Linked DNA regions of Homo sapiens: regions 1, 2, 3, 4, 6 and 7 are each linked to region 5. The links are chromatin loops, found by intact Hi-C in ENCODE. Cell type or tissue: dorsolateral prefrontal cortex. All regions are shown on one strand.

Region 1 (4,000 bases), 300 kb after region 5:
CTGCCCAGCCTGCTGCCACTGGACTGTTTGTAAGGTGGCTATCTTGTCCAGCACACCACCACTGGACTCTCTCCCCTGTATGTGAGCCCCTAATAAAACCCCCACATTGGCCGGGCATGGTGGCTCATGCCTGTAATCTCAGTACTTTGAGAGGCCAAGGCAGGAGGGATCACCGGAGGTCAGGAGTTCAAGACCAGCCTGGCCAGCATGGTAAAACCCTGTCTCTACTAAAAATACAAAAATTAGCTGGGTGTGGTGGCACGTGCCTGTAATCCCAGCTACTTGGGAGACTGAGGCAGGAGAATCGCTTGAACCCAGGAGGCGGAGGTTGCAGTGAGCCAAGACCACACCACTGCACTCCAGCCTGGGTGACAGAGAAAGACTCCATCTCCAAAAAAAACACCATGTCTCCTTTGCTGGCTCTGAGTCTCTTCTTCAGCCTCCTGAACCTAGTGCCTTCCCTATTGAGGTTAATAGGGGTTTGGCACAACACAAGGCCAGGCCACTTCTGCCCTGACCCCCTGGATTTGATCTAGTTTTTTTTCCTGGGGCCACTGCTGACTTCTTCCCCACAAAGGATGCCCAGGTGGCTGCAGGACTTCCTGAGCCCACTTTACCATCCTGATGACTTGAGTCTTTTCTGAACTGAGCCATTTTGTCTGGGGTCTTGGATCTAAGATGTGTCTAAGATCTTGTGCCATCTCCTTAAGGAGAAAGGGTTCACTCCGGGACAAGAGTAGGGTTACACTAGGAGGGTTCCAAACCAAATGAACTCCTGAGACCACTGCAGAGTGGCTCCTCAACCAGGAGGTTCAGAGAACTTCCTTCCCTGTGAGCCTCAGGAGAAGAAATTGTCAGGAGTTATCGCTCACTTGTGACAGAACAGGTGCTGTCTGACAGGAAGAAGATAAATTGAAACCCGTGTGTGCAACTGAGAGAGTATGAGTGAGTTCATGCAGGAAAGACAGCACTAGACCAGGAAAAATACTCCTCAGAAAATCCATTACATCCACAAGCATGTGGGCCAAGTCAAGGGGTGTCTATTGAAAGAAAGGAAACTGTTCTTGTTTTAAGGCAACATTAAATCCAAAGATCCTGGGCTGTTCAGACAGGGAGTTAAGGGGGACTCCTTCCTGCATCTCCATGTTGAATGGGGCAGAGGGAATGGGAATATGGTTACTGAGCTGCCAAAATAGAACCATCTTCCCTCCTCATCGGAACTTTGCCTGACAACCTTCTCCGCTCGGGTTCTTTACTCCGCTTTTTCTGTTGGGGTTGCGAAAGGGAGAATCATAATCTTCCTATCAGCTGCTTTGACATCTGCCGTAGTTTGGCAGGAACTAATCTAATGACGAGAGACTGACTCAGATTCTTTCTGGGAAGAGGCATTTTGGGGACAAGAAAGCAAAAGAGGATATGTGCGAGCAAAGCCCCAGAAGTCGGCAGCGAGAACAGGCTTCCCAGACAGCCACCTCCCACAGTCACTGGGCATTGCCAGGTGGCCAGGCTGTGGGGTGGGGGCAGTCCCCTCAGCCACGCTGAAAGCAGGTGGGCGTCCAGCCAACACCGCTGCTACACCCCAGGCCGCCTTCCTGAGCACCAGTTGCCGAGGCAACCGGGGTACTTTGCAAATATCTTTTTTAGATGTGACTTCCAGAAAAAAAGGGCAAGGTGACAAGAGGGATGGAAGGAACAGAGAGATACCAGGCTGACGCTTGACACTGAAAATGCAGCCAGAAGTTCTTGGTGCTGCTGCCCTCTACAGGCAAAATCGTAGATTACGACGCTCACCCACCAAAAATGCCCTGAAAATGAAATGTCTCACTTTCCCACCAAGTAGCCTGGGAGTAACAAAACAGGAGCAGGGATAGGGAAGGCCCAGGGGTCCAGCTACAGCCATGGTATCACCAGAAAGGGAAGAGACAATTTGAGAAACACTAGGTCAAAAGTCAAATGTTGCCAGTTCTGGAAATTGCTTGGTAATAATGTGATTGTACATACAAATGCAAAAGCAGGCACTGAAATCTACATGCTGCAGTTGGCTTGGAGACCGTCATCTATGCCATTCATGCACTGCCAGTTTTGTGGGGAACCTGGTGGTAAACCACTGGTAGACCACCTGCTTCTGGCTGGGAATTTTGTATGTAGCAGAGCAGCTCCCTCGCCGTCCTCTATTGTAAGTCAGCACTTCTTGATACAAGGGTTTGTAAAAAGAAAAAAAAAAATGAAGGAAACAAAGATAATCTATAATCCACAATCGGGGTGAATCTTTTCTATTTTGACAATGAAATCACAATTATAACAATGTTATAAGGAATTCTCATGCCCTCAAGAACGTGCTGGGTATCCTCTGTGTAAAGCAAGGATACAATTTAATCTTTGCTTATAAAAATGCTCCAGCTTCCATGACTCAGGTACACTGCAGACCGCCACCAGGAGTAGCAGCACCTGGGAATGCATACACAAATTCCCAGGCCCCACATCAGACCTGCAGACCCTGAAACTCTGGGGGTGGAGCCCAGAAATCCGTGCTTTGACAAGCCCTCCAGGTGATTCTGATGTCCACTAAAATTTGAGAACTAATGATTTATGTAACAATTATTCATTTGAAACTCCAAATATTACTCATTTCAACACACTCATTCATTTCAGGCAGTGACTGAGAGAAGAAATGAGTTGAGATAAAGGCAAGGTGTGCAGAAGAAGCAAAGCCTATCCCCTCCCTGCCTGGGCAGGTATCACAATCTTAGAATCTCAGGATATCACAAATTCCCCTCTCTACCATTGAGGGAAAGGTGATTCCCTCTGCTCCTGGCCAGACCTTCAAGCTCAAAATGAGCTTCTAGTAATACAGGTGATCTAGGGATTAAGAGAAATAGGTTGTTTGGCAGGAGGTGCAGGACAAAGGAGGTTATTGCCAATTGAGCACTGATGCCAGAACTCTCAGAAGGACCCTGTTATGCAAGTAGAAGTACCCCATTAACAGACGCAGGAACTGAGCCCTTAGGGAAGTCAAATGACTTGCCCAAAGTCATCTCACTACTTAGAAGAAATGAGATTAGGACTAAGGCCCATGTGACAAAGAAGACCATGTCTTTCTTCTAAATTCTACTGGGCCACTCTTAGCACTGTCTAAAAGAACTGTGATAGAAATGTCCTTTGTCTGTAGCCACTAGCCACTCGTGACTATTGAACACTTGAAATGTTGCAGGTGACCAGGTGCTGTGGCTCACACCTGTAATTCCAACAGTTTGGGAGACTGAGGTGAGAGAATTGCTTGAGGCCAGGGATTTGAGACCAGCCTGGGCAACACTGTGAAAACTTGAAACAAAAAAAAAAAAAAAAAATTGGCCAGGTGTGGTGTCTCATGCTTATAATCCCAGCACTTTGGGAGGCCAAGATGGGCGGATCTCTTGAGCTCAGTTGTTCAAGACCAGCCTGGGCAACATGGTGAAAACCTATCTCTACAAGATACCAAAAAAAAAAAAAATTACATTAGCTGGGCATGGTGGTGCATGCCCATAGTCCAACTACTGGAGAGGCTGAGGTGGGAGGATCGCTTGAGCCTGGGAGACGGAGGTTATAGTGAGCCGAAATCACAACACTGCACTCCAGACTGGTTGACAGAGTGACAGTGAGACCCTATCTAAAAAAAAAAAAAAAAAAAAAAAAAAAAATTTAAATTCACCAGGTATGGTGGTGCCTACCTGTAGTCCCGATTACTCAGGAGGCTGAGGCAGGAGGATCACCTGAGCATAGGAGTTTGAAGCTGCACTGAGCTATGATACCACTGTACTCCAGCCTGAGTGACAGAGCAAGATCCTGTCTCAAAAAAAAAACAAAAAACAAAAAAACCACACACACACAAAGGAGAAGAAAGGAATAAAGGAAGGTTGCAGATGTGGTGTAACTGAGAAACTAAATCTTTCATTTATTTTAAATTACTTTAAAGTAGTCACATGGGGTTAGTGACTATTCTATTGCAGAGTGGAGGATCATA
Region 2 (4,000 bases), 130 kb before region 5:
GCACAACCACCCTAAACAAGCTGTCACATCTCAGCTGACTGAGAAGGACATCCTGGCTACTCTCATTTTTGTTTTCCTTACTCCTCTGCAAACAGTTTGATAGTAACACCCATTGCCTGAACCAACTGGGTATATATCCATGTTCCTTAAAGAAATTGTACAGCCAGCTGCTCTGCTCCCTCACAGGCATGACGGTGGCATAACGGAGTGAACACAGTGTAATTTCTGTTTGTTCATCACCCTTGCTACCCACTTCCCTTTAGAAATGATCCAACTCTCTGTAATCTCAGCCGTTTGGGAGGCCGAGGCAGGTGTACCACCTGAAGTAAGGAGTTCGAGACCAGCCTGGTGAAACCCTGTCTCTACTAAAAATACAAAAATTAGCCAGACATGGTGGTGCACACCTGTAATCCCAGCTACTCGGGAGGCTGAGGCAGGAGAATCACTTGAACCTGGGAGGCGGAGATTGCAATGAGCCAAGATTGTGCCATCGCACTCCAGCCTGGGCAACAAGAACAACTCTGTCTCAAAACAGAAAAAAAGTAAAAAGAAAGAAATGATCCAACTATCTATTTATTTGTCTTTGTTGGGGGATGTTTGGCAGATCACATTCTCCAAAGGTGACAACAACTATATCCCCATTTCATATGTTCTTCAACAATGTGAACTTGTCATTCCTCCATGAGTGGGGTGGGCTTGTGACTGCTTCAACCAAGAGCACAGCAGAACTGCGGCAATGTGGCTTCCAAGGTGGGCTAATAAATGACAAAGGACTGCTTCTTGATGTGTGGCTGGGTAGGTAGGGAGTGGAAAGAGCCAGGTCAGGAAAGGTCCCAGGGCGCAGGGGTGGCTGCTTTTCCTCATCATGGCTGGATACCATGCCTCCTCCATTCTAAGATACTGTATATTTTAAAAGTATTATCAATTCAATGAAGACTTTAAAGGAACAGAGTCCCACCACCTCAATGTTAAACGTGTCATCTATTATGTGATGCATTAAAGGAAACATTAAAATATGAAAGAAATTCATGAAATGCAGGAAAGTATGGTAAGTCCTTGGGTGTCCTTGGACATCTTTCAGAACATTCTAACAGTCTAAAGGATGGAAGGCTTCTAGGCCTTATAAATCCCTGACCTCCCTAGTGTGTGCCAGCCATGCCAATTTATCCACTAGGCACAGTGTGGAGGGCCCACAATACTTTTAAGGTCCCAGAAAAATGTCTAAATGTCTTTATTTCTTTTAACATTTTTTTTAAAAAACTGGTAGGTTAAATTAAATGTTTTATATATATAAATATATAATATTTAATATATAACAGGAATATATTCATCTTTAGGCCAACACACTCATAAAAATATAATTTTTAATATTTAAGATATTTCATGTAAATATTTATAAATATTTAAAAGTTAATATCTAATGTGTTTTATGGAGAAAAATCCTCATGCATTCAAGTTGTCTCTGATCACCTGAGACTCAGACATGTACAAGCTCCTCTTTTACCCTCTCAATATCCAGATCTCAAGGAGCCTCTAGGAATGAATCCCAGAAGGGATTTTTTTCCTTTCAGCGCTTCCATATTTGGAGTCTAGGTGGCCCCATTGCTCTAGAGTTAGCTGTGTGATGGGCTGTGATTTACAGTGACTGTTAGGATGCTCGCCAATCCCTCCTGTGAAGCAGGCAGAGGTTACTGCTTTCAGTAGAGACAGTTCAATGTGCACAGCTGGGAGGAGGCCTGGGATTTTTCATAGCTGTCATTCTTTTAAACCCTCAGTCCCCAAGGATAATCCCATGGAAGGTAAAACCTGGCCATTTTCAACTCTGCTTGAATTATTGAGCATGCTGGGCATGAAAAAATTTAAATGTCTAGGAAAATAAATAGGGTGCATAAAAAGATTTTATTGCATGTCTGCAAATCAGAGAAGAACACTAAATGGCTGCTTTTAAAAAACATCATAGGAATTCCCTGCAATTTGGTATGAGATCTCTTGGCTCCCCTGAAAATCATGGACTCAAATACTTAGTGACAAACTATCAGAAAAAATAGAATTCCCTGAAGCTATTTCATACTTAGGAAGATGGCTTATGGAATTTTTGAGTGAAACAATAAATTTTCCACTTTCAGAATCTTTAGGCTTTTAGAATCTAAAAGACTGGATGGTTGCTCCTGAAACAATGGGAACAGGCTGATGCATCCAACTTTATTTTCTCTAGCTGCTTGGAGAAGGACGTACATGCAAACATGCATGAACAGAAGTAGATGAATCAAGGTACATTTTAAGACCACAAAAACCCACTCATAGGATTCTTGGGAAGGAGCGTCATTTCTTATATTTCTGCTTTTAATTTGTCTTACATCAATAGAGACTTCTTAACCCTTTCCCCCTCTCTTGGCCACTTTGAAAAGTGATTTGCTCCTATCACATTAAATTCAACTTTCATATCAATAAGATATCCTTTTTGTATTGTGAATTGCCAGCAGGGCTTGGAGTCTCTTTTTACAAGGTGAAAAGAGGCCTTGTACCGTAGAGTTCCCTGAGGAAATGCATGGTTAGACATTGTGTTCTCTCTAGGCAAATATAAGACCCCCTCAGCTAAACTTTACCGAAATGCATTCAGGTGAGGGATTTAAATGATCCCCCAAAATGATGATGAATACATTTTTCTCTGTATGCATGAAAAATGAGGTTTATTTTTCAATTGAAGTGAGATTATTCAATATTGCATATTGCACATGGCATGGTAAGTTCTAAATTTTTTTTTTTTTTTTTTTTTACACGGAGTCTCGCTCTGTCGCCCAGGCTGGAGACAGTGCAGTGGTGCAATCTTGGCTCACTGCAAGCTCCACCTCCCGGGTTCACGCCATTCTGTCCCTCCCGAGTAGCTGGGACTACAGGCGCCCGCCACCATGCCTGGGTAATTTTTTGTATTTTTAGTAGAGACGGGGTTTTACCATGCTAGCCAGGATGGTCTCGATCTCCTGACCTCATGATCCGCCCACCTCGGCCTCCCAAAGTGCTGGGATTTCAGGTGTGAGCCACCATGCCCGGCCATGTAAGTTCTAAATTCTTAGTGAAGATAGTAAAACTATAGAAAGGTCATTAAATGAAATTTTATCAAATAAAGGTGAGGAGAAGACAGGTAAATGGTAACCATTTACTACAGGTGCACTGTTGGTGGCAGGTTGATGATTTACTTTGGAACACCCCCCCCCCATAATAATTATGAATAAATAGTATATGCCATGAGTCAACATTATTCTAAACTTGTTACTTATATCGACTCAATCCTCACAACAACCCTATGAGGGTAGGTAATATGATTATCTTTATTTTATAGATGAGGGAACTGAGTGCCAAGAGATTAAATAACTTGCTCAGGGTCACATACAAACAGGAGCAGATCTGGTTTGAACCCAGGTTGGCTTTAGACTGTATGATTTTACACTCAGTCTTCTGTCTCTCACATCCGGCTCCCGATCGATACACGTCATGTAGGTTGTATAGGTCAGTCATTCCTAGAACTCACTGTTGTGTCGTCCCTTACTGCCCAGGACTCTCTAGTTGTAGATATGTGTCACACACAGGCTAGTGGGAAGCGTGGAGAGTTAACACTCAACCCTGCCCTAACAGCTCTCAACCAATGCCCAGGGAGACGGCAGATAAATACCAGCTCACTGCAGGTGGGCTCCTTTCAGGCTCCCAGAGGTTCCCAGCAGGTAGCCCATAGCGGTACGTTGGCCCTCAGCGTACCCAATGCTGGTTTGCTTCCCTCCCCTGTTTCACTTCCTCACTTCCATGGCAGTACTTCCTGGGATCTCCTCCCAAATAAACTGCTTGAACTCAAATCCTTGTCTCAGGGTCTACATCTGGGGGACTCAGTCTAAGACATGGACTTTGTATTTAATAGTTTGAAAAATCACGACTGATGAATTAATCATTGGCAACTATGAAAATTGTCCAAAAACTAACTCCGTTTCATTCTGCCATACTGCATTGA
Region 3 (4,000 bases), 150 kb after region 5:
CCATTACTTTTATTGGCATTTCTAACACTCCACCTTATTCTCAACATGTAAATCTTTTCCTTTCAATGGGAGATGCTATTACTCACTAAGCTATAAGTTCACAACTGAGATGTTGAGGTGAACAGGAATGTCTTTAGTTGTGAAATGTGTCAGATGCAGTTTATTATTCACAATGACTCAAGTGCCCAATTTCATCAACTTACTTTTACAAATAAGAGAAATTTCAAAGTGATCTCAATACCTTCAGTCCCACTCAGTTGAGTTCCAACAAGCTTCCTCAAGTAGGAAGGAAGCAAAGATGTAAAATTCTATTGAATCTGTGGATTAAACACATCACATGATGGGTACATCGATGCACAAGTGTCACACATGTCAATGTCACCCTCATGTTTTGCAGAAAAAAATTTAAAGTTGACAACTGCTGTCCTAAGCAACAAGTTAATAGAGATATATTACAAGTTCTTTGCAGACTGGAGAGGCATACACAGATGTTCATAGTTATTTTGAGTAAATATATGTTACAGAGAGAAAGCTCAGACATGACAAGTCTGCCTACTCCAAAGGATGGAAGAGAGTTCGGGGCTGTTATCCTGGACACAGTGTCTATGGTTATAAGCCCTTCTCCATCATCTGACACGTCTGGATTAGGCTCACTTGCTGGCCCATCAATAGCAAACACCCTGCATACAGAGAAATATACCCCAAAGGATCTATGCTCAATTTGCTGCCATTTTAGGTACATTTCCATCAATTATTCAGATTTAGTGGTGGTACCCATTAAGTCTGGAATATCAGGGACTTGTCAAAAAATAAGCTAAATATACTTTATACAAACAAGATTAATTTTAAAAAACATGAAAACATCTGGCCTGAATAATGGGTCCTTTGATCTCTGCAGATAGTTCAGTGGGAAAGAGAGATTATACGTAATAGTTTTATACTATAGATAATGAGTTTAGTAAAATGCAGGTATGAGTAAGACAAATATTTATAATTTTTAAATGGGTAACATTTAGATAAAATATTCATATTAATAGGGTCCTGACAACTTACATTTGATATGCAAAAAGCATGCAAAATCAGTAGTTACTAAATTAAAATTTACTGGTTTTTATCACTGAATAAATCCACTGATTTTTTATAAGGCAGACGATTGATGAATTCATTCAGATATGTTAAAAAAAAAAAAAAAAAAAAAAGAATACTGGCCAGGCACGGTGGCTCACGCCTGTAATCCCAGCACTTTGGGAAGCCAAGGCGGGCAGATCACGAGGTCAGGAGATCGAGACCATCTTGGCTAACACGGTGAAACCCCGTCTCTACTAAAAATACAAAAAATTAGCTGGGCACAGTGGCGGGCGCCTGTAGTCCCAGCTACTCGGGAGGCTGAGGCAGAAGAATGGCTTGAACCCGGGAGGCGGAGCTTGCAGTGAGCCGAGATAGTGCCACTGCAGTCCAGACTGGGCGAAAGAGCGAGGCTCCGTCTCAAAAAAAAAAAAAAAAAAAAAAAAAAAGAATACGCTCTCATATAAACCATTCTCAAAGCCAAATTAAACAACAAAGCAAACAATGAAACAAACTCTATTTGGTCAATGTAAGCAGGACCTGTAGGCATAACTACTCTTTAAGTGGCCTCTGCATTAGTGAACTTGGTTCTCAGAGGAGTGTACAGTATACGCTTAGCTTGGAAAATTGACCCTGTGATTTTTGTACACTGCCAGCTGGTGTCAGCCCTGTGTAGGCCATGGATGCTAAATTCATACATGCTGAGCTCCAGCTGAGCTTTGTCACCAACCCTGTCTGCTCTGGCCCCTGCCAGACTGATGACTGGGCACATCTTCACTGAGATCACTCTGCTCCCTCTAATACCAACTAGCTGTACCTACTAAGATCTGCTGGCGTATTTCCTCCTCTGGTCCCAGGTCCAGCTGTGCAGACCCAGCTGGTAGGATGAGAGAGAATGTGTGTGTAAGCGTAAAAGCTGGGACATCTCCTAGTCTCTGTCCCACCTGGAGAGGCCCAGGCATATTCCAGCTCTCTCCACCCTGCAGCTTTCACCTCCCCAAAGCCAAGCCAGTCTCTCCCTATACCCTGACCTGGGAATTTAACACTCCTACTCACACACACTTCCCCTCCCTCCCAACGACTGCTCCTTCCACCGAGTCAGACTCTACCCTAATGTGTGGAAGCTATACCCTTAGTAGGCCTACTGAGGCTGATGCTGATTTTATTTAAAAAAATGAAGGCACATTTTGGCAAAATTGACAGGATTTGCTGGTGGATTGGATGTGGGAGAAAAGGAGAAGAAAAGAAATAAGCAGTAATTTTTTGGCTTGAACAGCTGAGTAGAATGGTAGTGCCATTCTCTACTGGAAGATAGCTGGAAGAGTAACAGGTTTGGGAATAGACATAATTTCCAGTAAATGTGTTGCTTTTATAGCCTAAACACATATATGTTAAGTATTCAAAAATGTTTAACCCTGTCTTTGCTAAAACTACAAAAATTAGCCGGGCACGGTGGCACGCACCTGTGGTCCCAGCTACTTGGGAGACTGAGGCAGGAGAATCGCTTGAACCCAGGAGGCGGAGGTTGCAGTGAGCCAAGATCACACCACTGCACTCCAGCCTGGGCGACCGAGTGAGACTCCATCTCAAAAAAAAAAAAAAATGTTTAAGTAACCTAAAATAAACAAGAAATGTGAAGATGTTTTGTAATATCTAAATTTGTGATTGAACTAATCCAAACAGCACAGAGAGAAAGACATCTTTGAAAGTGAACTTTGGTTTTGTTAAGTTTATTATGCCCACTAGACATTCAATAGAAATGGTGAGTTGGCAATTGGAATTGGATATGCATGTTTGGAGGAGACAAATTCAGAACTAGAGATTCTGTTGATGGAATTTAAGGCCAAGGGATTGTGTGAGAACACAAGAGGGCAGAGTTCCCAAGACTGAGAAGTCAGTAAAGCAGAGGGACAACCATGAGAGAATCAACAGGAGTAAGACAAATGCTGAGATGTCACGTAGATATGCAGACAGGGAAGTGGCCACCATCTTTACATCTGAATGGTCTTTGGTGACTTGGTCTGGACCAGAGCAAAATCACTAGACTGACGCATCAGCCTCCTAACTATTCTCCCAGTCCCCACTTTAGATCTCCCGCCAAACTACACAGCAACCAAAGCCCACTTGTATAACTTAAATCAAATCCTATCAGTCATTTGCTTTAAAACTTTCATTAGCTTACCATTTGAACTTAGAATAGAAGATAACACCCAGGGCTGGAATTAGGGTAAGGTGAGGATGGCACTCAGGCACAAAATTTAAGGGGGTACCCAAAATCTTGGTCATCAAAATAAATATTTTAATGCAATATTTAAAGAAACAAATTAGCAAACTACAGCTCATGAACCAGCTGCTTATTCTTGTAAATAAAGTTTTATTGAAACCAGGGCCAGGATTAGGGTAAGATGAGTAGGGAAGATTCAAGTGCAAGGTAAGAGCTGTCTTTACTTAAAATCTTGACATTTTGTTCATTGTAGATTTTATTTTGCACTAATATTTATTTTTTGAAATATTGCATTATGTTATTTATCTATAATACTGAGTTTTTTGGTACTGCCTTAAATTTTGTCCAGGAGACAAAGTGAGACATTCATCTCATCCTTGTCCTGGCTCTGCCAACCCCGTATCAACGCCTATACTTTCCAGTCAACTTGTGTAGCTTTTGTGGTCAGAAAACATAAATATTAGTTTATGCTTTCAAAATTTTTTAAACAACTTAAAATAAACCCAAGTAATATGAAGGTGTTTTTTATAGCAGTACAGAGAGAAAGGCATCCAACTTTAATATCTGAAAAGATAAAGATTCAACTTATTTTCCAAATGAATCTGCTCTTCTTTATGCAGTGAGTACTCAGCAAGGCACATGGTTTAATAACAGCAGGAGAGCCATTTTTAGATAAAACTGATGATGCTTTCATGGAAAGGTTCCAGGCAG
Region 4 (4,000 bases), 320 kb after region 5:
AGATTCATTAGAAGGAATTGGCTCACACAATTATGGAGAATGGGCAAGTCCAAAATCTGTGGAGTGGGCTGGCAGCCTAGAGACCCAGAAGAGTCTATGCTGCAGTTCCAGTCAAGGCCAGTAGACTGGAGACCCAGCCAGTCACTGATATTCCAGTTTGAGCCTGAAGGCCATCTGCTGTAGAACCAGGAAGAGGTGATGTTGCAGATGTAGTCTGAAGCCATCTGCTAGAGAAGTAGGAGAAAGTTTCTTTTGTTCTATTTTGGCCTTCCACTGATTGGATGAGACCTACCCACATTATGGAGGGAGCCTACTTTACTTAAAGTCTACCAATTTGGGCATGGTAGCCCACACCTGTAATCCCAGCACTTTGGGAGGTCAAGGCAGGAGGATCACTTGGGGTCAGGAGCTCAAGACCAGCCTGGGAAACATAGCAAGACCCCAACTCTAAAAAAAAAACAAAATAAAAAAGTTAGCCAGGCACGGTGGCATGCACCTGTAATCTCCACTACTTGGGAGGCCGAGGTGGGAGGATTGCTTGAGCCCAGGAGTTCAAGGCTGCAGCAAGCTATGATCACCATATTGCACTCCAGCCTGGGCAATAGATTGAGACCCTGTCTCAAAAAAAAAAAAAAATCCATGGCCAGGTACAGTGGCTAACCCCTATATCCCCAGCACTTTCGGAGGCTGAGGCAGGTGGATCACCTGAGGTCAGGAGTTCAAGACCAGCCTGGCCAACATGGTGAAACCCTGTCTCTACTAAAAATACAAAAATTGGCTGGGCATGATGGCAGGCGCCTATAATCCCAGCTACTCAGGGGGATGAGAATGGCTGGAACCTGGGAGGCAGAGATTGCAGTGAGCCGAGATCATGCCATTGCACTCCAGCCTGGGCAAAAACAGTGAAACTCCATCTCAAAAAATATATATATTAACTAATTTAAACCTTAATCTCATCCAGAAATGCTCTTACCTCACAGAAACATCAGAATAATGTTTGACCAAATATCTGGAAACCCCATCATCCAGCCAATTTGACACATAAAACTAACCATCACCCCATCTGAAAGTTAGATTTCGCCCTAATTTTGTATATGAGGAGACTGAGGCTCAGAAGGATTAAGTGACATACCCAATTACACAGCTGATTGGAGGCCAGGCTATAATGAAACCATACTCTTTCCGACTCCAGGAAGTTGGGGGCAAGATACGTATTATTGAATCTCACTTGGAAAGAAAGTGCAGTTCTCCCCTACCTACATTAATAACCCTCTAACTAGTATTCAGTCAGCTAGCAAGTATTTAAGCCCCTACTATACTCTGAGCTGTCAGGAAAGTAAAATCTTATTTTACTGTCAAGAGCAAAAAGTTACCAAAATGTGTAGCAGGTCTTATTTTCTCTCTGGTACAGGTGCTGGGCGGGAGTTGGGGGTGGGAATGGAAGGTTGAGTCACACCAGAAGTGGTCAGCAGTGTGGGGACCAGGAGCCAGGTCTGTCACCACTCCTGCTTTGAAGCCACTTTCCCTCAAAAGTGGGTGACCACGGGGAATATTAAGCACTCAGGCTCTGGGATGAGCACTGACATCAAACAATTCCCTTTCATAAGGGGGCTGCCTGCTGGGGTCCATTGAGAAAGAGGGCAGGCATTCCAAAAGCCACTTCTTTCAGCAGGATGTAGGCAGAAACTATTCCCTTAGACGACCAAAACGGGTCACACGGGTCACAGTCACACGGCAAATGTCCCAGAACCCTATCGCCCACGTTCCCCCACACCACGACACTTGATCTGGTGCATCTAGTACGGTTGTGAGTGTCAGTTTCACCCCCTCAGGAAGCCAACTTCTCCCTCCACCGCAGCCTCCAGGTTTGTCCCCAGACCTGCCAACTGGTGTGGCCGCCTTCCTTTTGGTGGGCTGCAGGACCACTGGTGACACCTAGTGACCAAGGCGGCAGTAGCAGCCGAGAACGAGAATTCCTGATTTTCTCTCCTGGTGATGAGAGTAATGACACTGCCCGCCCCAGGACCAAGGAAGTCCCCAGGGAGGGAGTGTGTGAGATTTTTCCAGGAGGGAGATCCCCCTCGGTGAGAGAAGAAAGTGAGGCATGATCAGGGCTCATGACGCCCTTATCATAAGTCATGTGGTTTGAACATTAAAAGGAATGTGACCTCATTTCTTATTCTAAGCTGATCAAGGGGCACCTATGTTAAAAAGCACTGAGAGGCTCTTGGCCTTTTCTTGATTCCAGTCCCCCAGAAAGGGCCAAGAGAAGACTTCCAGGGTCAGACCCCTATCTGAGACCCCCTTTGCAGCCCTCTCCGCTCAGCCACACATCACTGTCCCGTCCACCCAGCTCCGTAGCCGTTAATCATATGTGGCTATCTAAATTAAATTAATTAAAATTACATTGAAAACTCAGCTCTTCAGGCACACCAGCCTGAAGTGCTCAACAGCCACAAGTAACTAGTGGCAGCACACATTACAGAGCATTTTCGTCATCACAGAAAGTTATCATAGACAATGCTGGTCTGTAGGCTAGAAATTTCTTTCCAGGCATCTTAAGATTCTTTTTAATCAAAGTTCTCTTTGGAAAGAAGAAAAAGCAGAAAGCTGGGTGGAACTGTCATCTTGGTATACCGTGCTTGGAAGCACAGGCTGACAGAGAAGGGATTGACACAAATTTGGCTTGAACTGGGTTTTTTTTCCAGATGCCACTTTACCGTGCCTCTCTCCCAAGAACAGGAGCTGTGTGGGCGTGTGTGTTTCAGGCTGCGTTTGGCACTGGAGGTTAAAACAGGGCGTTCTCTTCCTTCTTGCTTTCTCTTCAAGAGAAATAACTTTTTCCTCAAACTTATGATAAAGAAGACAGTTGGTAAAAATGTTTGGGAACCTCTGGTTTGGGCTAAATGAAGGCTCTTTGGAGACACACACTAGCCAGATTATAAGGCATAAAAGAAGTCTTGGACGCCAGGGGACACTGGACTGGCCATCAAGATTAATCATCCCATGGGGTCTCTTGGTACCTCATTCATTCACTCATTCAACCAGCATTTACCAACTGCCCGTTATGTTCCAGGCACTATTCTAAGCTACAGAGATACAGCTGTAAGCTGAACAAAGACCTTCCCTCATGGAACTTACCCACAAGAATGGAGGAATCTGACCCACAATATAAATAATGGTGTCACATCAGTATCATGGATCCAGGCCAGCCATACACTGATGACAACAACAGCTGCCTCGTTTTGAATTCCATAATCCTACCACTATTCTGTACCAAGCACGGTTCACTCCGCTCTCAGTGGATTCTCATAGTCCTCACAGCTACCATATTAAGTCTCAGTTATCATTAGTCTCATCTTCCATTTATGCAAACACAGAGAGGCCAAGCAAGTAGCTTAAATCATACCACTGTACAGGCACGCACCATTGTTCCAACCCTGGTCTCACTCATGCCATATGGTAGAGGGAAAGCATACGTTGTCAAATATTCAGGGATTCTAGAACGTTGCAAATAGAAGAATAAACAAGACGTATCCAGTGGTAAAGACAGATACAGTGTGATGTGCCTCATGGTAAGTAGAAAATAGAAGTCACTATGGAAACAGAGGAAGGGCATATAAACCAGCCTCCAGGGATGTGGCCAGGGTGTTATCAGGGAATGCTTCCTGGAGGAGGTGATACACGAATGAAGTCCTAAGGGAAAAATAGAAGTACAAGTGTTGAAAATGTGGGGAGGGACAAAGGTATGCTGGGCAAAGGGAACAGAAGTGCCCAGGCCTAGAGGGAAGCAGGTATTCAGTGTGGGTTGTGTACAGTTTGGAAGAAGAAAAGTGGCCCAATGATGGATTTTACAGCCTGCTCAGAAGTATTCACTTGACTTGGAGGGTTTGGGGCAGTCATCAAACAATGCTGCAGATGAAAGCATGGTAAAAAAGAAAAAAAAATGCTCCTCAGTATCTACATCAGGAAGGTGGTCACTTGTCACCAGTCTGATATT
Region 5 (4,000 bases):
AGTTGAAATACTGTTTACACTCCCTTGCAGCTATGTCTTGTGACCAAGTCGTGATCAGTGAAATGTAAGTGAAGCATTGACAGAATCCCTTCCTAAATAAAAAGACAAAGCCTAGCAAGGAGGCCTTCTGCCTTTCACCCTTCACTCTTTCCCTTCTTCCTGCCTGGAACACAGATGTAATGCAAAAGAATAAACCATTTTGTAGCCATGAGGATAAAGCCATACATTAAGAAAGACAGATCAAAAGATCTGGGTTCCCAGATAGCATCTTGAAGCTATTTTATAAACCCTGGGCAGTCTGCTTTCAGACTTCTTTTTACCATGAGAAAAATAAATTCTTGTTTGGTTTAATCACCAAGAATGAATTTTTATTATGTGCAACCAAGTGCAAATCCCAGCCAATACAATCTATGGACTCATGAGGTCTTCATCTGGATCTCATTCCTCTTCTCACCGAATCAAGACTCAGGGTCATCTCTGAGCTGTAGGGGAAAAACCTGAAACCATAAAAATTCTAGAAGATAACATAAGAAAAACTCTTCTAGACATTGTGATATTCCCCTCCGCACCCCATGTAGCCAGAGGCACCTATTGCCTCAGGGAAGAATAGGATTGTTAAACTAGGAAAGTAGACAAAGGCAGGGTAAAAATAAAGCCTAATTGGTTACCCAGAGGTCCAATTTGTATAGAAAAGGCAAAATAAATGCACAATTGTTTTCCTTTTCCTAAAACAGTTTTGAAAATTATGAGCTGGTTCCCTCTGAACCATCAAGCAATCAATCTGTTCAGTTGTTTTTAAAATATTATCAATTAATAGATATAATCATGTTTGATGTGTTTTAAACAATTGCGATTATCTTTTTTTTTTTTTTTTTTGATGCTCAAATTAGCCCGTCTTTGGTCAGTGACAGCCTATTTGAATTGTCCCCTTCTTGACACAACCCTAGTGGTAGTTGATAGTTTTCTTGCTTTCTGAAAATATTTACAGATAAAATGATATGATGCTCTGGGATTTGCTTCAAAATGATGACATAGGAAAAAGGGGTATAGATGAAATATGACTGTCCATGAGTTCATAATTGTTCAAGCTGGTTATGGCCCCATGGAGATTCATTATACTACTTTCTTACATTTGTATATGTTTGAAATTTTCTAAATTAAAAGTTAAAGATAAAAAAATTCAGTCAGGCACCTATAGTCTGCAAGCACTTGGGAGTCTGAGGCTGGAGGATGGCTAGAGCCCAGGAATTCAAGACAAGCTTGGGCAACATAGCAAGATTCAGTCTCGAAAGGAGAAAGAAAAAGAAAAGTTGAGTCTTGAATGCCTGGCTTTGATTGGGGGGTGGGGGGAAGAAAAATATTTCTAAGTTCCCTAGGCTTCCCTTTACTTATTGATGAGTAGGCCCAGAGGTCTGACTACAGAGCTGTACTCTAAGTCAGAGGTCATGAGCTCTCAGGATATACCCATTACCCCCATTGTAAGGAGGGCATGAAGAAACCCTCTTGGATGGGGGAGAGAACAGAAGGATGGAGGGTAAGGAGAGGGGAAAATGTGCGAAAAGCTTTCAGAGCTTCACGAGTTGGGTACCTCTTGGCAGCTTTGCTGGTGGTCACAGGGTTGGGTAAAAGGGGTTCCCTCACTACCAATTTGTCTTACCACCGTCTTCCATTCTTTGGCCCAGATTCTAGTCTCTCATCCCCAACAAGCCTGATTCTATTTCTTGTGGTCAAGGGGATCTTGCTTTCCAGATAGGACAGGAAGGAGCACTGGGCTGGACATCCCGAGGCCAAAAGCCGAAGCCTGTCAGTGATTCAAAATGACACGGGGTTTTGGGTCTCACTTTCATCACCCATGAAATGAAAGGTCACCCTGCAAGACTGAAGCCCCTGCAGTGTCCCAAGCATCCAAATCCAACACTCAAGAAACCCTGGACCCCAACAGCCTGTCCTGCAGGCCTCCGTGCCTTTTCATTGAACGTCTTTTCCACCATTACACATCACATCGCCTCCTAAAGAAAAGCGCGACTGCTATCACTTTTTGCAGATAATTGGAGAGGCGGTGCCCAGCATAAGATGACCCCAAAGTTGACAGCACTTTCAGGCTTTGTGAATTAGGCGCGTCACCGACCTGTACGATTTCTCCTCTCTGCCCTTGCTCGCCTGCAAATCCTGACCCCCGTCCACACTGCGGAGAAATCTCCTAAGAGACGGCTGCCAGCGTCGCCTCTGCGCCCAGGAGGCGTGGAGCAAAGGACTCGGGAGCTGAGCGCGCTGCGGCCCCGCTCCCAGCGCACAGCGCACAGCCCAGAGGGAGGGGCCGGCGGGGGCCGGGCAGCGCCAGACTCGGAGCGCCGGGCTCACAGCGGCTCAGTCTCCTCCCGAACCCAGCCCGGCTGGCGAGAGCGGCAGCCAGTGCGAGCCAGAGCCCGGGCCTCAGAGCGGGTAGGCGGAGGGCCGGCGGACTGGAGCGGCGGGCCGCGCTCGGGGGCCCCGCCGTGTGCGCGTCCTCCCATCTTATCCTGGTAAGTGCGGGCGGCTGCGCCCCGCCTGCCGCTGTAGCCGCTGTGGCGGTCGTCCCCGCATCCCGGTTGCGCGCATCCCGTTGCTGCTCTGCAGGCTCACAGGTGGCTCTGCCGTGGATGTGGGCGCCCCAGGCCCCGCTAGGAGTTAGCCAACTCTCTGTGCTCCGGGGCGTGGATTTGGAGCCCCCGCCTCTCCTACCCTTGCTTTTGGCTTGGGATGGGGGGCGTGGGGCAGGGCCTGCCGTCGGGGGAGACGCGCAGAGGGGCGCTTCCATTCCCCAGCCACCTACAAACGACTCAGGGGGATGCGGGCCAAGCGCCTCACCAAATGCAACCCAGCTCCAAGCTCACAGGTGGGGCGTCTGTCCTTTAGATTTATTTTCCTATTAATCCACCAGGGAAAGTTTGGGACCACGCAAGGCAAAGTTGGGGCGCGGCTGGGGGCGAACATTCTCCTACGGAGGCAGCTCCCGGGGAGACGAGCGGTGGGTTTTCAGGGGGAGCGAGGATCGGGCTGGAGATGACTTTGCGCCCGGGGAGTTGAATCTGTCCCTGCTGGTCGCCCGGGCCGGGCATTTACACAATCCCCTGAGTGCTGTGAATCGCTTAATCGTTCCTGCTAAGCGTTGACGTTCGCAGCCACCTGGGAATCTCCGTGATGGGGTCGGGTTATCTCAGGAGTAGCAGCAACTCAGCGGGGTTGATTTGTGCTCTTGCTTTGCTCTGAAAACCTGAGCTCCAGCTAATCTCAGTATTTAAGTGGCGTGTGTTTAATTAGCTTATTTTACACCTGAGATTATCTCAGCGACTGCCTCCAAAATGAAATCGTTGATATGGAAAAGAATAGTCTTTTTAAAGAAAAACTAAAAAGAGAACTCTTCAGAATATCAGCTGTCAAGTCTGGCTATTTTACCCATCTCCTCCGTGGGATAGAGAAAGAAAACTCTGCTTTGGATATCTAACCTATTAAAGTCAGTGGTGGGGCTATTTTGGGCAGATTTTGTGGACAGAGGTATTGCTACAACTTGCGTATTGTTTATGAAATACACATGTGGTCTCTCGAAATAGCCTACTTGTTATTTCACTGCATTGGGAGTTCTTTGACTTACTAAGCTGCCTATTTTAAATATGACTAAAGGTTGTTTTTTTAAAAAAAATATTTAGCTGAAAACAATGTCTAGATGTTTAGGGAAGGCAGCTTGTGCATGTCACCAGAATTTTTTTTTGTAAACTTAAATTTGTAAAGGACTACTTTCCCGCATCTGATAAAGGAGAGACTTTTTATGAAAAATAAGATCTGATATCATTATGTGTGCAGAAAAAAGATCACTAAATTAAAGAATCACTCACTTTCCAAATGATAGGTTAAATCAGAAAAAGTTGCCTACAACTGAGAATTATGTAATTGGACCAAAAGTAAACAATGAATAATTGTTAGTTGCCAAGTACCTAGACAGTTCTGAAAGAAGTCTAGGTAC
Region 6 (4,000 bases), 140 kb after region 5:
AGGGAGAGGGAAGATGGAGGAGAACCTCCAGATTCCACAATGGAGCAATCGAATGGGCAGAGAAGTGGTGCCACTAACCAGTTGAGGAGAAAACCATGTTCTCCAGGTGGTCAAAAGTCATGGTCTCTCACACAGGAGAAAAGGCTGTGGTTTAGGAACCCTTAGCTTCCTGGGAGCACACAGGTGCTGAAGGGCAAGGCAGCCAGGCCAAATATCAGGATCACACTGAAGCCAAAGGTCCAAGCAAGACAGAGTACAAACTCATGCTTATTCAAGCAGCAGGACGAATGCATCTCAGAAACATGTGGAAGAGCGGGATATCAAAGGCTACATTCTATATGATTCCACTACATTCTGTATGATTTCCATCCTATATGAAAGTCTTGAAAAGGCAACACTGTAATAACCAAAAGTGGATCAATGGTTGCTTGGGGTCATAGGTTGGGGATTACAAAGGGCCATGGAGAAACTTCTTTGAAGTGATGGAAATGTTCTGTATCGTGAGTGCGGTGGTGGTGGTTACACGACCTTGACATTTGCCAGAACTCATCAAATTGTGCACTAAACATGAGTGACTCGTATGTAAATTTTGCCTTAATAAGGCAATTTTTAAAAGTCAGACACATAGTTTGGCATAGATGTAGAATCACTCACAAAACACCTTGGCTCTGAGGCTGCAACTTTGAGGGCCAGCAGGTGAGACTGGATACAGGGTATAAGGGAGATTTCAGCATTTCAAGCATCAGCTGTCACATTGGAATGTTTATTCCACAAACATACCATGTACAACTACTATATGCCAGGCATTGTGCCAGGGCCCAAGTATACAAAGATGATAGATGAATGACAACGTTAAAGTCAGGACTTGGAATAAAAGTCTAAACTCAACTCCAAGCTCAAGATTCTACTGATATTTGATATTTTATATCAAGCTTGTCAGCATAGCCATTTGGGTAACTTCAGTAGATCAACTTTTCACCTGGAAAGAAAGCTATTGGAATGAAGACTATTGATCAGCATTGGTAAATCATGAGGATATGCATTCACACACAGGGATATTTATCCTTGATGAGCACTAGCTTATAGTTGCATCCATTCAGCACACTTCTTGAGCACCTATCATGAGTCAGGCACCAAAGAAGACACATATGTGAATGAGTCCCCAATCTCAAGAGGATTATGAAGGGAAAAGACAGTCTTACTACTGTGATCATAGTCAATGATTGCACGTGATTAAGTGTCCTAACAGAACGTCAATGAGCTACAGCACACAGGAGAGTGTGGACACACTTCTGGCCATGCTGTTGAGAAAGATTTCAAAGACAAGTCTTGTGTACTTTGTTATCTGAGACTGGCCCTGAGTGTAAAAGGCCTCTGTCCTCAAGGGAAACAGGCTTACAACTTAGCTGTACATGTCCAAGTTTGGGGGGTGAGCAGTGAGGCAGCCCGAGGTGAGCCAAGTTTATGATAAGTCATTTTCAGGTCTGAAGTTGGAACACTGTGGGTAAACCAAAGCCAAGTAAGATGCCCTATGGGAAGGGTTGCCTTTTCCTTGGCAGATATTGAAACAGGATGGAAGAGAAGGTTGAAACAGGATGGAAGAGAAGGTTTGTCTCATCGTTCTGCTCACATAATCACAGTGCCTGGCACATAGCAGGGGCTTCACGAATATTGGTTAAATGAACTGAATGGATGAATGATCATTGAATCTGGTGAGATAAACTACAAAGAGGAAAAGCTGATTTCATGGATGCTAATTTTGAATAGGCACGAGGATCTGAACAAGGGTGATTGTATTAAATTCCTATTATTACCAGTATAAATTACAACCAAATTTGTGGCTTAAAACAACACATATTGATTATGTTAAAATTCTGGGTGTCAGAAGCCTAAAATCAAGATGTTGGTTGGGGTGTGTTTCTGGAAGCTGCAGAGGAGAATTTATTTGTCTCTTTGCCTCTTCAATCTTCTAGTGAGATTGAGCTGCATTCCTTGGTGTGCGTCCCATTCCCCCATCTTCAAAGTGCATCACTCCAGCCTCTGGTTTCATGGTCACACCTCCTTTTTCTCTAACTCCATTGCCTCCCTCTTATGAGGACCCTTGTGATTACATTGGGCCCCACCAGATAATCCAGAATAATTTCCCCATCTCAAGATCCTTAACTTAATCACATCTGCAAAGTCCCTTTTGCCATATAAACAAACATATTCACAGGTTTCTGGGGTTAGGACAGGACACAGACATCTTTGGAGACCAGTATTCAGCCTACCATGGTAATATCAAATTCTAAAATGTTATCTTCACCAAACAAAAAGCCAGGAGCTAGAGGAAGTACCCTACCTCCAAAACTGATGAAACATGAGAGTATAGTAGTCAGTAACTTCTAATCACATGCAGATTAAATATAAGGTACTACCAATTAGCTTTAACAATAAAGATTCAAAAAGATTTGAAATTCCTCTCTATGCAGAACACTTAGTATAATTTTATGGAACAAAGTAGTGTGGGTATCTCCTGTAATCGAGCAATTTACTTGTGAAATAATTCACTCACAGAGGACTGCCCAAATGGAAGAGAAGAACCAAGATTTGCAGGGGAGGAAACCCGTGTGGTCGATGAATGAAACTAGGAATGAAAACTGAGTTATAAGAGCGCAGCTGCTGAAGCCTGCGGCGCATGTCATAGAGAAACCTGTAAGAATCAGGAGCGGGTAGATGCTGCTAATGCAGGCACTGTCATGGGTTTGATGATCCCAATAATTTTTAGGGCCCTCAATCCTAATCTTAGCTTGACCCTAAACCTCCTCATCTGCAAAATAAAGGCATTGGTTATATTATCTCTAGGGTTTCTGGCAGCGGTATGTTTTTGTTTTGCCTTTTGACCTAATTTTAAAAAGTAGTGAAAGTTTGCTTCCCATAGACTAACACTATAGGGAGAAAACGGGGAAAAGAGAGAAAGAAATTGATGATGGTGGGCGTGGGGGGTTCCCCAGCAGCAAACCATATTTCCTTGCTGTCTAATGTCATGTTTTTCCCAGGAGGCCTCACTGGCTACAATGTGAAGTGCTGTTAAGAACATGGGTTCAAAGTTAGACTGCCTGAGTCTCAATCCTCATTCTATTCACCATATGACCTAGGGCGAGTTGTCTAATTTCTCTCTGTTTCATATATTTGTACATAAAATAGGAATGATAACATCACCTTCACCATTGGGTTATTATGAGAATTGAAGTAGGCAATATATGTAACATGCTTAAAACAATGAGTAGTACCTAATAAGTACTATTATAAGTATTCGCATCTTTATAATTAGATGTGATTAATGCTGACGTGCTTTCCACTTAGGGTGTTGTAGCTTTACTTAGAGGGCTTCTTGCATACCATAGGATAACTGCAGATGAGGTAATCGGGGCTTCAGATCTGTGCTACCTAATACTATTAGGTCTACATCTGAGCTTGTTTCTGAAAAGGTACTAATTTTCCAGTTTTCAAATTTTATAAGGTGGCACATTATTTATCTGTGAGGAGTATAGATGTCTTATCAATACAAGTTGACCACTTAACTATGAGATCTCTTCAAATGTAAGCTAAAGACATACTTCTCCACTTCAGAAGCATTTCAACCCTGCCAACAGAAGTGACTTTATAGACAGCTATTTGATGCTGGCATACACACACAAACACACACACACACACACACACACACACTAGAAGCTGATGTTTACAATGCCTGTGAATTAATTTTTATTTCGGTTGTGAATCCTAGTTGCTGTTTGTTTCTGTATTTTTATTTGTGTGTGTGTGTGTGCGCGTGCCATGTTTTGTTTTCTCTGCAGATGGCCTGGCTGTCTGTGAAAAATTGATCCACTCCAGAACATTGCTGTTTTAATGAGGCCAAGGTCACAGCTTCAATTCCCATTTGGCCAGTTAGCTTTGCTCTCTCTCCCTTTCATAGCCACAAGCTGCTCCCTAATCATCACACCCAAGCTGTTTCTCTGGG
Region 7 (4,000 bases), 88 kb after region 5:
GATTTGGAATGAAAGGGCTCGTGTTTGAAGCCCAGCTCTGCCATTTACTGAGTATTGAAGAAATAAGTCATGTAATCTCTCTGAGCCCTAGCTTTATCATCTGTAAAATGGATACAGTATCTGCACTGCTTACTAAGATTCTAATCCATCATGTCATTTCCAAAAATTGTAAATAATTCACCAAAAGTCTCAATGTAGAGTTTGTATCTAAATTTGATATAAGATATGCGAGTATCTCTCTCTCTCTTTCTCTCTAGTACACACACTTACACACACAAACACAAAAGAATGTATCTCAAGCTCAGGAACTTTTACCCAACAACAGTATAGAAAGGAACTGAACAATATTGTTTTGTTTTCATTGCATTGCATTTATTTACTTTCTTTTTAAAAATTATTATTTTTTATTTGCAAATATAAATGTATATATTTATGGTGCACAACATGATGTTTTGCTATATGTATACTTTATGGCATGCCTAAATCAATGAATTTATTTATTTTCTATTTATGGCAAGCAATATTTGTTTTCTAGGTATGGTAGTGATATGAAGTTCACTTTTTAAATAAACATTTAAATTTTAAAAGGTAACTCAAGATAAAACACTTGGTAGTTAGTACCACGTAAATTAAGAAAATATGGCAAAATATCATGCTGATGTTATAAAAATGACTGAAGTTTGGGCAACATCTAACTATAGGAAGCCACTGCCAACTATAATGCAAGACGCAGACATCAGTTGTTATTGTAGCTATTATTATGTAAACTACTGAAAGACCAGTTCTGGGAGCCCTAGTTTTAATAGATTCTCAATAAAAAATACTCAAATGTAATTTAAAATAGAGCAAAAAGTCAAGTTTTCTGTTATGCGACAAGTCACCATGGGTTGTTAAATCTTGCAGAACCCCAAAGTGTATCGAGATCATTTGTTTGTGATGAAGTTAGATACAAATGTAGTGAGGGGCTTTATCAGAATAACTGAGATGGCTCAACATATATCAGTTCCAACTGGGAGAAGGTTTGTGAATAGATTGCTTTGCATAAGACATTATTCTTCATTATGAAAAACAATAAACGTTTTAGGAGCACCAAGTGTACAGAGAATGCTGGCATTTGACTAAAACCTGCATTCATGGGAAAAACAAAAGGTTTACTGTCCTTCAAATCATCATGATTAGTGCTATTGTATTAGAACTCAAAGCAAGTTCACAGTTTTCCATTTCACTCTGAAATCTCTCAAAAAAGGAGTTTTATTAATTCTGTCTTTACATGAAGAAATAAAATCGGTCAGAGAGAGATTAAGTGATTAGTCTAAGATCATGTGGTTTTTTTATAGCCAGAATGAAAAACAAGAGATTCTGACTCTATGTACCTTGTAACTTTGTTATCGTTTTCCATCCACGGTAGGCTACTGCTAGTCTTGGAGTATTAGATGATTTGACTCAAGTATTCTAGATTTGGATTGTGCCAAAGTGGGATTAAATTAGATGGATTAGATCAAATGGCAGGATTCAGTTAAATTAAGTGGGATTAAGATGAGGCCTGATATGATTGATTTCAGCATAGTGTGGAGGAATTTTCACCAGCACATTCTCCTGTCTCGGTTTTGATTATAAAGAGAAGAGGAATTCAAGAAGGCTCCTTCAAAGAATAAGCTGACCACAGTTTGGGTCTACTTGTGCCAGAAGATTGGTCAGCATCCTGCAAAGCAATAGTGTACTGTCTTCAAACCTGCGTCTTTATTTTAGCCCAGTAAGGTCTATTTCAAACTTACGGCCTCCAGAACTGTTCAGTAATAAATTCATGTTTCCTTAGGCCTCTTTAGTTTTTGGTAATTTTTTTACAGCAACAGTAGGAAACTAATACAACACAGCTCAGAGTTCTTCCACCCAAAGTGCGGGGGAGCTGGACTGTTTATGTATCAACTCCTACCGGTTGTGGACTAAGTGCTGCTTGGCATGGGGGTATGAATTCCTTAGCACTCAACTAAAGGTGGGTAGACGCTGGCAGTTAGAAATCAGCCAGAACACAGTGAAGTGCTAAGACTCTGGAAAAATGGACTGGGCACTAGCGGATTCCGCTACAATATGTCTTTTATCTGCCTCTTCCTTTTTAATCTGTCTTCACAGTCATGGTACATGCAGATCATCCCCTTCGATCAATCTACTAGCACCTAACAGGTTAATCTTCCCTAAACAGGGAGGGCCTTCAGTGGGTTGTTCTCTTTCTCAAAAATCTTCAACATTCCCACAAGAAAAGATTCTTATACAAGGTAGACCAGATTTCAAATAGTAAATTAGGACTCAATCCTCTGATACTTTAATCTTAGCTCTTGAATTTTTAAGTTTGGGTATACAGAATGAACAGCGAGTATTCTTGGATATCTATTTGTGTACAAAGTTCCAGGCTTGGCATACGAACCTTTGGAGTCTTGAAATGTTGATCCGTTAGGTCTGCATTTCTTAGAATAGCAGTAACACCATGAGGAAGTGAGAAAATTGATTTGAAAATGGAGAAGGTTAATTAAAGGAAACAAAATTTCAAAGCATGTGGTTGTCAGTTGACACTACAGAAACCAGGCCTGAGAAGTTCTGAGTTCTGCACATTTACAGAATGTCACAGGTATATTTAGATAAATCCAGAATCTAGGGAGATCTAATTGCTGAAATAATTTCAGCCTACCAAAGCAAGGACGTTCTTACCCTTCCTACTCTGCCTGCCCTAAAGGAAAGTGCTTAGAGTTTCAGAGCTTTCTGTGGAAAACTTCAGGCTCAAATGACCCCATAAAATTTGTCCACAGTCCTCACATTGATTTTCCCAAGTTCTGCTTACTTTGTGTTTGCTGTTTGTCCACATCGTAAAAGGGTGGAGAAAGGAAAAAGAATCCATACATTTTTAACATATCAAAAAAACAAAGTAAATAATATGCTTTAAAATTAGAATAGAAAGTGCTGATGCCAGAGCATTTTTTTAAATCCTTGTTTCAGAGTAAGAGTGGAGTGGGGAAAGACAGAGCCTAAGAAAGGAAGAAAGCTAACATTTACTGAGTCCTGCAAAAGGTGTTTAGTTCACATCCACCTTCTGAAGAAGCCAGTAATATCTCTACTTGACAAATTGTGAGGCTAAGGCTCAAAGAGGTTCTGTCATTTAAGTGATGTCATAAAACCAAGAAGTTGGTCATTTGGGATTTGAGTGTGTTCTCTGTCTTATCTATGTCTCAGGTGAGACATAGCTTGCATTTATATAGTACTTTTCAAAGCATTTTTCTTATACTGTCTTTAAACTTCATCTGTGAGGCAGACGTCAATTGCCACATTTTACAAATACAATTACAGAGGCTCGGGACTCTTTTGCCCAGAAAGACACAGCCAGTAAGCAGCAAAACAAATCTGGGTCATGGAGCTCAGGTCTCAGGACCTCTCTAGTGCACCCGTGTGTCCTAACCAGAAGGGGCTGAGTCATTGGTGTCCTGAAACCAGTCAGGAGCAGTTAGTTTATTTCAGAGAATCATCTAGTCAGAAAAAAAAATTTAAGACTTACTTTTATTTTTTCTAAATTATTAAATAATGGAATCTCCTTGCAGAAAATTTGGAAAACATACAAAGGAGAAAAATAAAAATCATCTGTAATACCACCCCCCAGAAATAATCACAAGTATTAATTTGATACATTTCTTTCCAGTGTTTATGATACAGATATGCATCCATACTGTATTTTTAGAAAAGTATTTTTAGAAAATGCATGTCATATATAGTTTAATATGCTGGTTTTCTAATTAACATTGGATGATGAATATTTTCCCAGGTCATTAAGTAATCTTAAGAAACTGCCTCATGTATCATAATATTGCATGAATGTAACCGTAATTTAGTGAAACATTATTCACTTACTGTTGAACATAATTGTTCCTGGTTATAAGCCTGTACATAATGCTGCAACTTTGGTATCTAAACACAAAATTTTTATTTCCAACAGCAGTGGATGAGAGGGGCAATTTCT

What was found. A loop is a pair of places that touch in the nucleus more often than their neighbours do. Peaks named below come from ENCODE experiments on the same cell type or tissue, not always from the same donor. Only the 100,000 strongest peaks of a DNase experiment are listed, where the experiment ranks them.
Region 1: it touches region 5 in a loop (5-fold over the local background); 7 of 110 quality-filtered maps call a loop at or near these places.
Region 2: a loop joins it to region 5, with 6 times the contacts of the local background. A loop is called at or near these places in 3 of 110 quality-filtered maps.
Region 3: it touches region 5 in a loop (4-fold over the local background); 5 of 110 quality-filtered maps call a loop at or near these places.
Region 4: a loop joins it to region 5, with 4 times the contacts of the local background. A loop is called at or near these places in 2 of 110 quality-filtered maps.
Region 6: it touches region 5 in a loop (2.8-fold over the local background); 5 of 110 quality-filtered maps call a loop at or near these places.
Region 7: a loop joins it to region 5, with 3 times the contacts of the local background. A loop is called at or near these places in 4 of 110 quality-filtered maps.

Annotation. Positions count from the first base shown.
Region 1 is chr9:19,491,036-19,495,035 of GRCh38, reverse strand. The region is part of intron 4 of LOC105375988 (a long non-coding RNA gene); the gene reads right to left. Among named protein-coding and RNA genes, the nearest start is that of MAP1LC3BP1, 30 kb to the right of the region's middle. RefSeq lists an enhancer at 1,530-2,053. In dorsolateral prefrontal cortex, CTCF peaks have their summits at 1,547 and 1,751 (motif pointing left); a DNase peak (open chromatin) is centred at 1,615; H3K4me3 peaks cover 1,065 bases; H3K27ac peaks cover 4,000 bases.
Region 2 is chr9:19,920,295-19,924,294 of GRCh38, reverse strand. It overlaps a transcript of SLC24A2 not described here. Among named protein-coding and RNA genes, the nearest start is that of SLC24A2, 130 kb to the right of the region's middle. In dorsolateral prefrontal cortex, CTCF peaks have their summits at 1,395 and 1,595; a DNase peak (open chromatin) is centred at 1,654; H3K27ac peaks cover 1,291 bases.
Region 3 is chr9:19,640,186-19,644,185 of GRCh38, reverse strand. The region is part of intron 2 of SLC24A2 (solute carrier family 24 member 2); the gene reads left to right. Among named protein-coding and RNA genes, the nearest start is that of SLC24A2, 150 kb to the left of the region's middle. In dorsolateral prefrontal cortex, CTCF peaks have their summits at 1,724 (motif pointing right) and 2,921 (motif pointing right); a DNase peak (open chromatin) is centred at 1,775; H3K27ac peaks cover 4,000 bases.
Region 4 is chr9:19,469,928-19,473,927 of GRCh38, reverse strand. LOC105375988 (a long non-coding RNA gene) reads right to left here and starts at 3,826. Exons shown (of 7, transcript XR_007061431.1): 1 at 3,428-3,826. In dorsolateral prefrontal cortex, CTCF peaks have their summits at 1,736 and 1,939 (motif pointing left); DNase peaks (open chromatin) are centred at 1,917 and 3,277; H3K4me3 peaks cover 471 bases; H3K27ac peaks cover 4,000 bases.
Region 5 is chr9:19,787,407-19,791,406 of GRCh38, reverse strand. It overlaps SLC24A2 (solute carrier family 24 member 2), which reads left to right and starts at 2,370. Exons shown (of 11, transcript NM_020344.4): 1 at 2,370-2,522. LOC124902128 (a long non-coding RNA gene) reads right to left here and starts at 2,248. Exons shown (of 2, transcript XR_007061432.1): 1 at 2,129-2,248; 2 at 347-482. RefSeq lists an enhancer at 2,807-3,454. In dorsolateral prefrontal cortex, a CTCF peak has its summit at 2,309; DNase peaks (open chromatin) are centred at 2,286 and 3,006; H3K4me3 peaks cover 3,001 bases; H3K27ac peaks cover 3,373 bases.
Region 6 is chr9:19,650,531-19,654,530 of GRCh38, reverse strand. The region is part of intron 2 of SLC24A2 (solute carrier family 24 member 2); the gene reads left to right. Among named protein-coding and RNA genes, the nearest start is that of SLC24A2, 140 kb to the left of the region's middle. In dorsolateral prefrontal cortex, no CTCF peak of the experiment used is centred here; no DNase peak of the experiment used is centred here; H3K27ac peaks cover 3,680 bases.
Region 7 is chr9:19,699,351-19,703,350 of GRCh38, reverse strand. All of the region lies in intron 2 of SLC24A2 (solute carrier family 24 member 2), which reads left to right. Among named protein-coding and RNA genes, the nearest start is that of SLC24A2, 88 kb to the left of the region's middle. RefSeq lists an enhancer at 3,865-4,000. In dorsolateral prefrontal cortex, no CTCF peak of the experiment used is centred here; a DNase peak (open chromatin) is centred at 1,910; H3K4me3 peaks cover 1,064 bases; H3K27ac peaks cover 4,000 bases.